2 separate regions of the Homo sapiens genome follow, and region 2 is linked to region 1. Evidence: chromatin loops called from intact Hi-C (ENCODE). Cell type or tissue: OCI-LY7. All regions are shown on one strand. Each heading gives the region's core, and the rest is flanking DNA. Links, peaks and the distances in the headings are about the cores only.

The links. Hi-C counts contacts between places; a loop is a spot of excess contacts. Peaks named below come from ENCODE experiments on the same cell type or tissue, not always from the same donor. Only the 100,000 strongest peaks of a DNase experiment are listed, where the experiment ranks them.
Region 2: it touches region 1 in a loop (6-fold over the local background); 15 of 110 quality-filtered maps call a loop at or near these places.

Annotation. Positions count from the first base shown.
Region 1 is chr7:74,400,179-74,402,678 of GRCh38, forward strand. It overlaps CLIP2 (CAP-Gly domain containing linker protein 2), which reads left to right. Exons shown (of 17, transcript NM_003388.5): 15 at 192-377; 16 at 1,327-1,389. Among named protein-coding and RNA genes, the nearest start is that of GTF2IRD1, 52 kb to the right of the region's middle. In OCI-LY7, for the core only: CTCF peaks have their summits at 1,257 (motif pointing left) and 1,459; a DNase peak (open chromatin) is centred at 1,273.
Region 2 is chr7:74,271,559-74,283,207 of GRCh38, forward strand. LOC107986742 (a long non-coding RNA gene) reads right to left here. Exons shown (of 2, transcript XR_001745024.2): 2 at 9,297-9,992. Among named protein-coding and RNA genes, the nearest start is that of CLIP2, 12 kb to the right of the region's middle. RefSeq lists enhancers at 477-526, 1,137-1,226, 1,267-1,356, 2,715-2,764, 3,055-3,124 and 2 more and a silencer at 11,261-11,555. In OCI-LY7, for the core only: CTCF peaks have their summits at 3,894 (motif pointing right) and 4,094; a DNase peak (open chromatin) is centred at 3,933; H3K27ac peaks cover 466 bases.

The DNA.
Region 1 (2,500 bases), core at 1-2,500:
GGATGGGGTCCTGGGTTCCCCACTTGGAGACCATGGAGCACCTCACAGAGGCCTGAGGGACCTCTGGGTGATGCCCAGGCTTGGAACCCAGAGACAAAGTGAGGCTGGAAGACTTTCCTGCCTAGAGTTGAGACGCCCACCAACACACACACGCACACTCATGTACTCTTCCACTCTCCTGCCACTTCCAGGACAAAGAGAAATCCCTGTCGGATCAGAGGCGCTACTCCCTCATCGACCGGTCCTCGGCGCCCGAGCTTCTGCGGCTGCAGCACCAGCTGATGAGCACGGAGGACGCCCTGCGGGATGCGCTGGACCAGGCTCAGCAGGTGGAGAAGCTGATGGAGGCCATGAGGAGCTGCCCTGACAAGGCCCAGGTGAGCCGCGGCTGACAGGGCCCACCAGGAGGCAAGCCACGGGGCAGTGTCCTCGGAGCCCCCGTCTGATGCGGGAGGCAGCCTTGTCTTTAAAACCCCAGTCTGAGGAGGTAGGGAGCTCGTCCCAGGAACCTGGTCTGAAGGGGGAGGTAGCCCTGTCCCAGAAACCCTGGTTTGAAGAAGGAGGCAGCTCTGTCCTGGGAACCCCAGTCTGAAGGGGGAGGCAGCCCTGTCTCAGGAACCCGGGTCTGAATGGGGAGGTAGCTCTGTCCCGGGAACCCCTGGTCTGAAGGGGGAGGCAGCTCTGTCCCAGGAACCCTGATGTGAAGGGGGAGGCAGCTCTGTCCCAGAAGCCCCCGGTCTGAAGGGGGAGGTAGCTCTGTCCCGGGAACCCTAGTCTGAAGGGGGAGGCATTTCTGTCCTAGGAACCTTGATCTGAAGGGAGAGGCAGCTCTGTCCTGGGAACCCTAGTCTGAAAGGGAAGGCATCTCTGTCCCGGGAACCTTGATCTGAAGAGGGAGGCAGCTCTGTCCCGGAACCCTGGTCTGAAGGGGGAGGCAGCTCTGTCCCGGGAACCCTGGTCTGAAGGGGGAGGTGGCGCTGTCCCAGGAACCTCCATCAGAAATGGGAGGCAGCCCTGGCCCAGGAACCCTGATCTAAAGCGGGAGGCAGCTCTGTCCTGGGAACCCAGCTGAAAGGGGAGGGAGCCCTGCCCTCTGGAACCCCCAGTTCAAGGGGCACATGGCTTTGCCCTGAGGAGCTTAGACTAAGAAGGAAGATGCAGCCTTACCCCTAGAGGCTTGGTCTTTGGGGGTGCTGGGAGCCCCAGGCTGAAGGGGTTGGAATTTGGAGCCTGAGACGGTCCCATGGGAAGACCTCGCCATCTAGTGGGAAAATCGGGAACTGCTGCCTGGTGCACCTGGCTCAGTGTCTCCCCTAACTCTTCCAGACCATCGGCAATTCCGGTTCTGCAAACGGCATCCACCAGCAGGACAAAGCTCAGAAACAAGAGGTGAGGGGCGCCTCGGGCCTCCCAGGTCCCTCCCGTGCAGGCAGACCTCTCTGGAGAAAATCCTTGAAACGTCACTAAGAATACACACAAAGATGCATTCTGCAAGAAGCTTTACAGTAGGGTCCCTCAGGGAGGGTGCTGTTGCAGGCAAACTTGATTCCAGATTCACCCTGCTCTTTTTGATTTGTGTTTTCTTCCCTTCTTAAAAAAGTTATAGGTTGGGCGCAGTGGCCCACGCCTGTAACCCCAGCACTTTGGGAGGCCAAGGCAGGAGGATCATTTGAGCCCAGGAGTTTGAGACCAGCCTGGCCAATATGGTAAAACTCCGTCTCTACTGAAAATACAAAATTAGCCGGGTAGGGTGGACAATATAGCGAGACCCTCTCTCTATTAAAAAAAAAAAATTTTAAAAAGGCTGGGCACAGTGGCTCATGTCTGTAATCCCAACACTTTGGGAGGCCGAGGCCGGTGGGTCACTTGAGGTCAGGAATTTGAGACCAGCCTGGCCAATATGGTGAAACTCCATCTGGCGGGCGGATCACAAGGTCAGGAGATCAAGACCATCCTGGCTACCACGGTGAAACCCCATCTCTACTAAAAATACAAAAAAAAATTAGCTGGGCGTGGTGGCGGGCACCTGTAGTTCCAGCTACTCTGGAGGCTGAGGCAGGATAATGGCATGAACCCGGAAGGCGGAGCTTGCAATGAGCCGAGATCGCGCCACTGGACTCCAGCCTGGGCGACAGAGCGAGACTCCATCTCAAAAAAAAAAAAAACCAAAAAAAAAAAAAAATACAAAATTAGCTGGGTAGGGTGGCGCACACCTGTAATCCCAGCTACACGGGAAGCTGAGGCAGGAGAATCGCTTGAACCTGGCAGGTGGAGGTTGCAGTGAGCCGAGATCGCACCATTGCACTCCAGCCTGGGCAACAAGCACAAAACTGTCTCAAAAAATAGTAATAAAAATTTTAAAAATTAGCTAGGTGTGGTGGCGCATGCCTGTAGCCTCAGCTACTCAGGAGGCTAAGGCAAGAGGATCACTCAAGCCCAGGAGTTTGAGGCTGCAGTGAGCTAGGATTGCGCCACTGCACTCCAGCCTTGGTGATAAAGT
Region 2 (11,649 bases), core at 2,883-5,382, 130 kb before region 1:
AAGTACTGGGATGACAGGCATGAGCCGCCTGGCCTGTGGGTGTGAATTTCTATATTTTAAAAAATTGGCTGGGCATGGTGGCTTATGCCTGTAATGCCACTATGTTGCACAGGCTGGTCCCGAACTTCTGGGCTTACGTGATCCTCCTGCCTTGGCCTCCCAAAGTGCTGGGATTATAGGCATGAGCCACTGCACTCAGCCTATTTATTTATTTTAGAGACAGAGTCTCATTCTGTTGCCCTGGCTGGACTGCAGTAGCACGATCACAGCTCACTGCAGCCTTGAACTCCTGGACTCAAGCCATCCTCTCACCTCAGCCTCCTCAGTAGCTGGGACTAGAGGCTCGCACCGCTGCACCTGACTTAGTCCTATTTTTATAGATGAGAAAAGTGGAGTGAAGCCGGAAGAGATTTGCCTCAAACCAGGAAGTGCCTCAGGAGGGATCTGAACCGCCAGACCAGGACTTCTAACCTCCACTGCTTCCTGGACAGGCTTTCATTTTAATTATTTTTCTAAATTGGGAGGGAGTCTTACTGTGTCACCCAGGCTGGAGTGCAGTGGTGTGATCTCGGCTCACTGCAACCTCTGCCTCCCGGGTTCAAGTAATCCTCCTGCCTCAGCCTCCCGAGTAGCTGGGACTACAGGTGCCCACCACGAAATCCGGCTGATTTTTGTATTTTCGGTAGAGATGGGGTTTCACTATGTTGGCCAGGCTCGTCTCGAACTCCTGACCTCAAATGATCCACCCGTCTTGGCCTCCCTAAATCCTGGGATTACAGGCGTGAGCCACCCTGCCTGGCATCATTTTAAATTCTGATCTAAACAAAAAGTGCTCCAAACTTCCCTCCTTTTCAAAGTGGTGTCACCGTGTCAGCAACCTGAAGAAATCATTCTTATGGGAAAGAAAGTTCTGGTTTAGGATTGCTGACGGAAAACAAAACAGGAAGTCAAGCATTCCCAGCTGACATAGACCATCTGGGAATGTACTAGAATCAGTCCTGCTGTGGGCCAGGCTGTGTGGTGTGTGCTTTACCCTGGCTTCAGAGGAGAGAGGAGAGGGATTCAAGACTGCAGACAGCCCTGAGCCAGATCTGTCCTCCCAGGGGAGTGGAGGATGGGCCACGGCCACATCTGGGCTGAACCAGGAGGCATGGACAGGAAGCTAGAACGGCAGAGACCAGAGGGGCCACCATGCTAATGGGGAAGTGGTGTGGCTGGGGGATGGGGGCCGCAGACCTCAGGGTTGGGGAATGAGTCAACTGCGAGGGCGTTTGCACCAAAGGAAGGATGGAAAGCCTGCCTGGCCCTGGCTGGTTAGACACTAGGAATGCCCTGTGGTTTCCTAAACTCTACTCCAGCCTCTGGTACAAACAAATCCCTGGCAATCCTCGCTCTGTGTGAGTGACAATCCCTGTACTCTACTGTAAACTTCCAGTGAGCCAGGCACTGTGAGAGGAGCCCTATAAAAAAAGGAGACTGGCTGGGGGTGGTGGCTCACGCCTGTAATCCCAGCACTTTGGGAGGCCGAGGCAGGCAGATCATGAAGTCAGGAGATTGAGACCATCCTGGCTAACACGGTGAAACCCCATCTCTACTAAAAATACAAAAAATTAGCCGGGCATCATGGCGGGCGACTGTAGTCCCAGCTACTCGGGAGGCTGAGGCAGGAGAATGGCGTGAACCCGGGAGGCGGAGTTTTCAGAGAGGTGAGACAGTGCCACTGCACTCCAGCCCAGCCTGGGCAATAGAGCGAGACTCCGTCTCAAAAAAAAAAAAAAAAAAAAGAGAGAGAGACCTCGGTCAGGCGAGGTGGTCACACCTGTAATCCCACCATTTTGGGAGGCCGAGGCAGGTGGATCACCTGAGGTCGGGAATTTGAGACCAGCCTGGCCAACATGGTGAAACTTCACCTCTACCAAAAATACAAAATTAGTTGGACGTGGTGGTGGGTGCCTGTAATCCCAGGTACTCGGGAGGCTGAGGCAGGAGAATCGCTTGAATCCGGGAGGCAGAGGTTGCAGTGAGCCGAGATCGTGCTATTGCACTCCAGCCTGGGCAACAAGAGCAAAATTTCATCTAAAAAAAAAAAAGGTTTTTCTGTAGAGATGGGGGTCTTGCTAGGTTGCCCAGGCTGGTCTCAAAATCCTGGCTTCAAGCGATGCTCCAGCCTTGGCCTCCCAAAGCACTGGGATAGGCAGGAGCCACCATGCCTGGACATAGGACCAAGATTCTATATTTTTTTCCCATAATCTTTTTTTTTTCTTCCTTTTTCTGATTTCCAGTGGGGTTGGATTTTGCTCAAAATTTTTTTTTTTTTTTTTTTTTAAGATGGAGTCTCACTCTGTCACTCAGACTGGAGTGCAGTGGCATGATCTCGGCTCACTGCAACTTCTGCCTCCTGGGTTCATGCAATTCTCCTGCCTCAGTCTCTCGAGTAGCTGGGACTACAGGCACACGCCACCACACCTGGCTAATTTTTATATTTTTAGTAGAGACGAGGTTTCACCATGATGGCCAGGCTGGTCTCGAACTGCTGACCTCAAGTGATCCACCCGCCTCGGCCTCCCAAAGTGTTGGGATTATAGGCATGAGCCACCACGCCTGGACTTAACTCAATTTTTTTTCTTATTTTTTTGACCTTGAGGATGAGGATTCTGAGCAAAGCTGCACCACCCCATCCCATATCCTCTGTCTTTAAAAAAACACCCTTGGGGCTGGGCACAGTGGCTCACACCTGTAATCCCAGCACTTTGAGAGGCCGAGGTGGGCGGATCACAAGGTCAGGAGATGGAGACCATCCTGGCTAACACGGTGAAACCCGTCTCTATTAAAAATACAAAAAATTAGCCAGGCATGGTGGCGTGCATCAGGAGGCTGAGGCAGGAGAATCGCTTGAACCCAGAAGGCAGAGGTTGCAGTGAGCTGAGATGGCACCACTGCACTCCAGCCTGGGCGACAGAGCGAGACTCCGTCTCAAAACAAAACAAAACAAAAAAAAACACCCTTGGGCTGCCAGTGTCTGATTTCCCAGGGAGTTCCCCGGGACCTGGGTCTGATGTGTCATCTGATTTCTTACTTGAGGCAAAAAAAGTAAGGACAGGGATGAGGAGTTCCAAGTATCTGTGGCCTCAGCCTGGTTGGACTGTGGGTAGGAGAAGGAAGGAGTATTCCGGAGAACCAGTTGCAGCCATGGAAGAGGGGTTTCCTGGGGAAACAGGATTTTTTTTTTTTTTTTAGACAGAATCTCGCTCTGTTGCCCAGAGTAAGTGCAGTGGCACCATCTCGGCTCACTGCAACCTCTGCCTCCCAGGTCCAAGCGATTCTTCTGCCTCAGCCTCCTGAGTAGCTGGGACTACAGTGTGTGCCACCATGCCCGGCTTATTTTTGTATTTTTAGTAGACAGGGTTTCACCATGTTGCCCAGGGTGGTCTCAAACTCCTGACCTCAAGTGATCTGCCCCCTTGGCCTCCCAAAGTGCTGGGATTACAGGCATGAGCCACGGCGCCCGACCCCAATTCCACTTTTTTTTTTTTTTTTTTGAGACGCAGTCTTGCTCTGTCGCCGAGGCTGGAGTGCAGTGACGCGATCTCGGCTCACTGCAACCTCAGCCTCCCAGGGTCAAGCGATTCCCCTGCCTCAGCCTCCCTAGTAGCTGGGACTACAGGCACACACCACCATGCCCAGCTAATTTTTTGTGTGTGTGTTTTAGTAGAGACGGGGTTTCACCATGTTGGCCAGGATGGTCTCGATTTCCTGACCTTGTGGTCCACCCGCCTTGGCCTCCCAAAGTGCTGGGATTACAGGCGTGAGCCACGGTGCCTGGCCCTAACCCACATTTTAAGAAGGCTGGAATATGACTTTGGAAGAAAAGCTTGGGTTGTGCTTGCAGGGACACGCACCTGCCTGCAGGGGACACTGTGGGTGGCTGCCAGCAGGGCACATGCAGGGTGGGAGACCAGGGCCAAGGGCACGCCGAGCGCAGGTGACCTGCAGAGCCAGGCTCACTGGTGGGACCCAAAGGTGCAGGAGGCCAGGACCCAGGGGCACAGCTGGTCCTTGGAGACAAGTCCCAAGCTGAGCTGGCTGCCACCTCCACCCCCACCACCCAGCAAGGCAGGGATCATTTCACAGCCCACCACATCCAGACATGCAGCTGTTCAGGTCCAAGAAGCCCATCTAAGTAGAGGGGCTTTCTTTACCCGCCTGTTTCCCTCTCCATCTCCAGGGGGCCTGCGGTGGGTTCCTGGCCTCTCCAGATTGCCAGAGATAACCTTCAGTTCCCTATTTCCTAAAATGAAGAAATTGAATTGAAATGTTCCAGGGTCCTCTAGCATCCTAACATACTGATTTGTGTCATTTATAGATTTGTTATTTAAAGCAAGCATGTCTCACTCTAAGTTACTTTCCCTGAAAACTTGGATTAAAAATAAATCTGTATTTTAAATTCATAACTACAGCTTATTTACCACTCTTCTGAAATTACTTTGCAAAGTGAAGGATCACTTTGCAAAGTGAAGCTCACTTTGTAAAGTGAACAAACTTAATTTTATCAGGAAAAAAAAAAAGCAGCAGCTGGGTGTGGTAGCTCATGCCTCTAGTCCCAGCTATTTGTGAGGCTGACGCAGGAGAGCTGCTTGAGGCCAGGAGTTCGAGACCAGCCTGGCCAACATGGTGAAACCCCATCTCTACTAAAAATACAAAAATTAGCTGGGCGTGGTGGCACATGCCTGTAGTCCCAGCTACTCGGGAGGCTGGGGCAGGAGAATTGCTTGAACCCGGGAGACGGAGATTGCAGTGAGCCGAGATCGTGCCACTGTATTCCAGCCTGGGCGACAGAGCAAGACTCTGACTCAAAATAAATAAATAAATAAAAATAAAATAAAAAAGAAAGAAAAGAAAAGGGAAGAAAACCAAAATTCAGCTAAGCAGGTATGTTTAGGGAGGGGAGGGAATGGAGAGGGGAAACTAGGGGATTCCAAGATACCTGGAAAGTTCTATTTCTTGAGCCAGGCGTCCTTCACATAGGTGTTTATTTTCTTATCCTGAAGTCATGCCTATACATTGGAGAGCCACTTCATATGTACGTTATTTTGTAATCAAAACCAAAAGCAATTTACCATACACGTGCACCTCCCCCACCTCATCTTCCAAACCTAGGACCAGCACGCTGGGGGAAGAAACCTGTATAAAAGTCACCCAAAGGAGTGGGGGACAGAGACCAGGACTACACCCCACCCCACCCCACCCTGACTTAGAGACCTCCACCCTGCCCTCACCCTGAACAAGAAACCCCTCAACCCATCCGTACCCTGGTTTAGAGACCCCACCGCCCCCTTCACCCACCTGGAGCCCCTGCTGTGACTGGGGTCTCAGTGATTCCATGGGTCTCCTGGGTGCGAATCCCAAACCCAGGGCAAAGGGACCAGAGGGACCATCGGTCTCCAGCCCCAGTGCTTCCTTCCTGATGGGGAGTTGTCAGGAATGTCAGTGGTGAGAGGGGACTCATGACACACCGGCTTTCTTCTCTAGGCCTCAGGCCGACAAGAAACTTGGAGAGACAGCAGCTTGCAGCTGAGTGTGGGCAAGCGGGCACCCTTGATGCAGTAGAGGAGTTGCTGTGCTAGATACTGTTGGGCATCCTTTTTTTTCTTTTTTTTTTTTTTTTGTGAGACAGTCTTGCTCTGTCGCCTAGGCTGGAGTGCAGTGGCGCGATCTCGGCTCACTGCAACCTCCGCCTCCTGGGTTCAAGCGATTCTCCTGCCTCAGCCTCCTGAGTAGCTGGGACTACAGGTGCCCACCACCACACCCGGCTAATTTTTTTTGTATTTTTAGGAGAGACAGGGTGTCACCGTGTTAGCCAGGATGGTCTCCATCTCTTGACCTCATGATCCGCCCACGTCGGCCTCCCAAAGTGCTGGGATTACAGGCGTGAGCCACCGCGCCCAGCCTTTTTTCTTTTTTTAAGACAGACCCCCTGTCACCAAGGCTGGAGTGCAGTGGCACGATCTTGGCTTGCTGCAGCCTCCACCTCCAAACCTCAAAGCCATTCTCCTGCCTCACCCTCCCAAGTAGGTGGGATTACAGATGTGCGCCAACATGCCTGGCTAATTTTTGTATTTTTGGTAGAGATGGGGCTATGCCATGTTGGCCAGGCTGGGCTGTTGGGGGTCCTTTGGCAAGGAAAAACTGCTTGATTTGTGGCAGCCCCCCTGACTTCCTCCAGGGCCTCTGACCCCAGGCCTGGGGGCATCCGCATGTTTCACAGGTGACTGTGTCTTTGCAGCCTGCACCTGTGCTCAGGGAGCAGGAATTCCCAGAGTGAATGGGTTTGTGTTTTCACTCAAGGACTGTCCCCAGAGGAATTCAAATGAGAATCTACATTCAATAAATGTACGGGTGTATAGACTTAACATATCGGAAACTGAGTCACAAAGGAAGATATTGCACCCCACTTTGCCCCATAGCAGAATGACCCAGCTCCTCGCTTAAGACTGTAGCTGAGGCGGGCAGATCACCTGAGGTCAGGAGTTCGAGATCAGCCTGGCCAACATAGTGAAACCCTGTCTCTACTACAAATACAAAAAAAAAAAAAAATAGCCAGGCGTGGTGGTGAGCACCTGCAATCCCAGCTACTCGGGAGGCTGAGGCAAGAGAGTCGCTTGAACCCAGGAGGCAGAGGTTGCAATGAGCCAAGATCATGTCTCTGCACTCCAGCTTGGGCAACAGAGTGAGACTCTATCTTAAAAAAAAAAAACAAAAAACTGTAGCCCAAACCAAGCCACTGAAAAGAAGTAAACATCTGGCGAGGCCAGGCACGGTGGCTCATGCCTGTAATCCCAGCACTTTGGGAGGCCAAGGTGGGTGGATCACCTGAGGTGATCGAGACCAGCCTGACCAGCATGGTGAAACCCCGTCTCTACTAAAAATACAGAAAATTAGCCGAGCCTGGTGGCACATACCTGTAATTCCAACTACTCAGAAGGCTGAGGCAGGAGAATCCCCGGGAGGCAGAGATTGCCGTGAGCTGAGATTGCACCATTGCACTCCAGCCTGGGCGACAAGAGCAAAACTCCATCTCAAACAAAACAAAACAAAACAACAACAACAACAAAACATCTGGCGGGGTGCAGTGGCTCATGCCTGTAATTTCAACGCTTTGGGAGACTGACGTGGGAGCATCATTTGAGCTCAGGAGTTCAAGATCAGCCTGGGCAACATAGCAAGACTTCGTCTCTACAGAAAAATTTAAAAAATTAGCCAGGCATGGTGGTCCTTGCCTGTAGTCCCTCCCGCTTATCTGGGAGGCTGAGGTGGGAGGATCACTTGAGCCCAGAAGTTCCAGGCTGCAGTGAGCTATGATCGTACCACTGCACTCCAGCCTGGGCAACAAAGCAAGACCCTCATCTCTAACAAAAAAAAGAAATAAAAGAATTTTGTTTGGCTGAATTCATTTTCACCCTGGGACCCTGGTTGATTTCTTTTCTTTCTTTCTTTTTTTTTGAGACGAAGTGTCACTCTTATACCCCAGGCTGGAGTGCAATGGTGCAATCTCGGCTTACTGCAACCTCCACCTCCCATGTTCAAGCAAGTCTCCTGCCTCAGCCTCCGGGAGTAGCTGGGATTACAGGTGCCTGCCACCACGCCCAGCTAATTTTTGTATTTTTAGTAGAGACGGGGTTTCACCGTGTTGGCCAGGCTGGTCTTGAACTCCTGACCTCAGGTGATCCACCCCCCTTGGCCTCCCAAAGTGCTGGGATTACAGGCTTGAGCCACCGCGCCCATTTTTTTTTTTTTTTTTTTTTAGACAGGGTCTTACTCTGTTGCCTAGGCTGGAGTGCAGTGGTGTGATCTCCACTCACTGCAACCTCCACCTTCTGGGTTCAAGTGATTCTCGTGCCTCAGCGTCCCAGGTAGCTGGGTTTTACAGCATGAGCCACTGCACCCAGCTAATTTTCCTATTGCTCTGGTGGATTTCAGTGGTGCTTGTGGTTAGCTGGGTGGGCTCCAGGGGCCTGGGAAAGGACGGGCTTGGGCTCCAAATGCCCTTCACACTCCCCGGTGCATCTCCTCCTTTCCAGATCTTCCTTTAGCTCCGTGTTTGCAAATCTTCCACTGACTCATTCGACTGCCAAAGTGGAAGAATGGAATCACAGGAAGCTGCATTTGGGAAGGCTGCAGAGCCCAGTCCCCAGATCTGCTGTCCTCCCACCCGGATAGTCACAGATGACGTTTGCAAGTGTGACACAGTCCCGTGGAAATTCCTGGTGCATGAGTCAGCTTGAGCTGCCATAGTAAAATACCACAGGCTGAGTGGCTCAAACAACACAAAGTTATTTTCTCACAGTTCTGGAGGCTGGAAGTCTAAGGTCAAGGTGTTGGTGAGGTTGGTTGCTCCTGAGGCCTCTCTCCTTGGCTTGCAGGCAGCTGCCTTCTTGCTCTGTCCTCATATTGCCTTCCTCTGTGCATGCAAATTCCTGGTGTTTCCTCCCCTCCCCTCCTCTCCCCTCCCCCTCCCCCCCCCTTTCTCTCTTTCTCTCTTTCTTTCTTTCTTTCTGGGTCTCCCTCTGTTGCAGTGACCCAATCATGGTTCACTGCAGCCTTGAACTCCTGGGCTCAACCAATCCTCCAGCCTCAGCCTGCTGAGTGGCTGGGACTACAAGCATGCACTACCATGCCCGGCTAATTTGTTTATTTTTGTAGAAACGGGGTCTCATTATGTTGCCCAGGCTGGTTTCAAGCTCCTGGCCTCAAGCAGTGCTCCCACCTTGGCCTCTCAAAGTGTTGGGATTACAAAGCCAGGTGCAGTAGCTCACGCCTGTAATCTCAGCACTTTGGGAGGCCAAGGTGGGCAGATCACCTGAGGTCAGCAGTTTAAGACCATGCTGGCCAACATGGTGAAACCCTGTCTCTACTGCAAATACAAAAATTAGCTGGGCGTGGTGGCATGTGCCCATAATCCCAGCTACTCGGGAGGCTGAGGCAGGAGAATCGCTTGACCTGGGAGGCAGAGGTTGCAGTGAGCTGAGATCGCGCCACTGAACTCCAGCCTGGGCGACAGAGTGAGACTCCCTCTCAAACAAACAAACAAACAAAGTGTTTAGATTACAGGTGTGAGCCACTGCACCCAGCCTCCTCCTCCTCTCTCTCTCTCTTTTTTTTTTTTTTTTCTGAGACAAGGTCTCTCTCTGTTGCCCAGTCTGGAGTGTGATCATAGCTCATTGCAGCCTTGACCTCCTGGGCTCAAGCAATCCTCCCACCTCACCCTCCTGAATAGCGGGTACTGCAGGCATGCACCATCACACTCAGCTAATTTTTTAATTTTTTTAGAGATGGGGTCTCACTGTGTTGCCTAGGCTGGTCTCAAACTCCAGGCCTCGAGTGATCCTCTCACCTCGACCTCCCAAAGTACTGGGATTACAGGTGTGAGTCGCCGCATCCGGCTGGAGCCCAAGTCTTCTGACCTTCTGGTTGGCCTTATAAAAGGCCCATCTCCTATGTTCTCTTCTCAGCCTGCATTTGAGGTCCTGACATCAGGCTACTGGGAGCTGACGCAGGACCTTAGGCTGATGTCAACATTCCTTCATGCATCCAGTGGCACACAAGGGTGGCCTGGACAGATGGATCATGCCCTTGGTGTGCTCACAGTCTGGGGGTGGGGCGATTCCCAAAGGGTTAGAATTACTCCAGGAACCTCAGTTTGCAACGTCGGCTGTGAGTCCAGAGTTGCAAACAGGTCAATGAGCGAGCAGAAAGGACTCTGAGGTCTGAGGCCACATGCTGGTGTTCCTCCCTGCCCAGGGCACCAGCCCAGTGACCCTGCAGGGAGGGTGGAGGGGAAGCCCTAATGAAAGAGAAAAAAAAGCAGCAGCAGCACATGACAGGGAAACTGAGTCACGGAGCAGGCCCCAGGAGGGTTTGTGTAGAAGCTGCCTTCAGCTCCAGGGTAGAGGGGGACAGGCGCCGGCTCACTGATGACATTCACGGACATCCTCCTGCCAAAGACACAAAAACTTCATTTTGGCCATTTCCTCCTCTCTTCCTTGCTAAATCTTATTATTATTATTATTATTTTTGAGATGAGGTCTTGCTCTGTCACCCAGGCTGAAGTACAATGGCACAATCATGGCTTACTGCAGCCTCAACCTCCTGGCTCAAGCAATCCTCCTGTCTCAGTCTCCTGAGTAGCTGGGACTGCAGGTGGACACCATCACACCCGGCTAATTTTCTTATTTTTTTTTTTTTTTTTTTTTTTTGAGACGGAGTCTCGCTCTGTCGCCCAGGCTGGAGTGCAGTGGTGGGATCTCGGCTCACTGCAAGCTCCGCCTCCCGGGTTCATGCCATTCTCCTGCCTCAGCCTCCCAAGTAGCTGGGACCACAGGCGCCCGCCACTACGCCCGGCTAATTTTTTTGTATTTTTAGTAGAGACGGGGTTTCACCGTTTTAGCCGGGATGGTCTCGATCTCCTGACCTCGTGATCCGCCCGCCTCGGCCTCCCAAAGTGCTGGGATTACAGGCGTGAGCCACCGCGCCCGGCCTAATTTTCTTATTTTTTGGTAGACATGGGGTCTTGCTATGTCGCCCAGGCTGATCTTGAACTCCCGGGCTCAAGCGGTCCTCCTGCCTCAGCCTCCCAAAGTGCTGGGATTACAGGTGTGCACCATTGCGCCTGGCCCTTGCTAAATCTTTTATCAGAGCTGATCGCTCTGGACTAAGATTGTGGCGTCTTCTTCTTCTTGCCCAATCAACATGAAAAGGCAAGTGTGAAATGCTTTGTACAGAAACAGTCCCTCTGCCCTGCACTACCTGACAGGTGTCCCCCTTCTTTTTTTTTTTTTTTTTTTTGAGCTGGAGTTTTGCTCTTATTGCCCAGGCTGGAGTGCAATGGTGTAATCTTGGTTCACTGCAGCCTCCGCCGCCCGGGTTCAAGCAATTCTCTTGCCTCAGCCTCCTGAGTAGCTGGGATTACAGGCACCCACCACCACACCCAGGTACTTTTTAATTTTATTTTTTATTTTTATTTTTTGAGGCGGAGTCTCGCTCTGTCTCCCAGGCTGAAGTGCAGTGGCACGATCTCGGCTCACTGCAAGCTCTGCCTCCCGGGTTCATGCCATTCTCCTGCCTTAGCCTCCCTAGCAGCTGGGACTACAGGTGCCCGCCACCACACCTGGGTAATTTTTGCATTTTTAGTAAAGATGGGGTTTTGCCATGTTGGCCAGGCTGGTCTCAAACTCCTGACCTCAGGTGATCTGCCCACCTCGGCCTCCCAAAGTGCTGGGATTATAGGTGGGAGCCACTCACCCGGCTTAACATTCCTTTAGGGACACAAAAGAATGTCGATTTTCACAGTGGGACAGCAGGCTTGGACAAACAAGCATGCCCTTGTCCCTGGCCCTGTGAAGCTTGGCTAATTACCCCCTGCCAGGACACTGGGAGCTTTCGGAGGCAGACAGCTGAGGTCCGCCTTGCACCTCAAGTGCAGGCAGCAAAACCCTCGTCCCGACATCAGAGGCGTCGGGGCTAGGGTCCCTCCTGTTGCTGGGAGGAGATGGAAACCCAGAGTGTGGGGATCCCGTTCTCAATGACTTGCTTTTTCTCAGCTCACACCTAAGGTCCAGACCATCTCCTCCCATCTGTCACCATGCAGTCCCC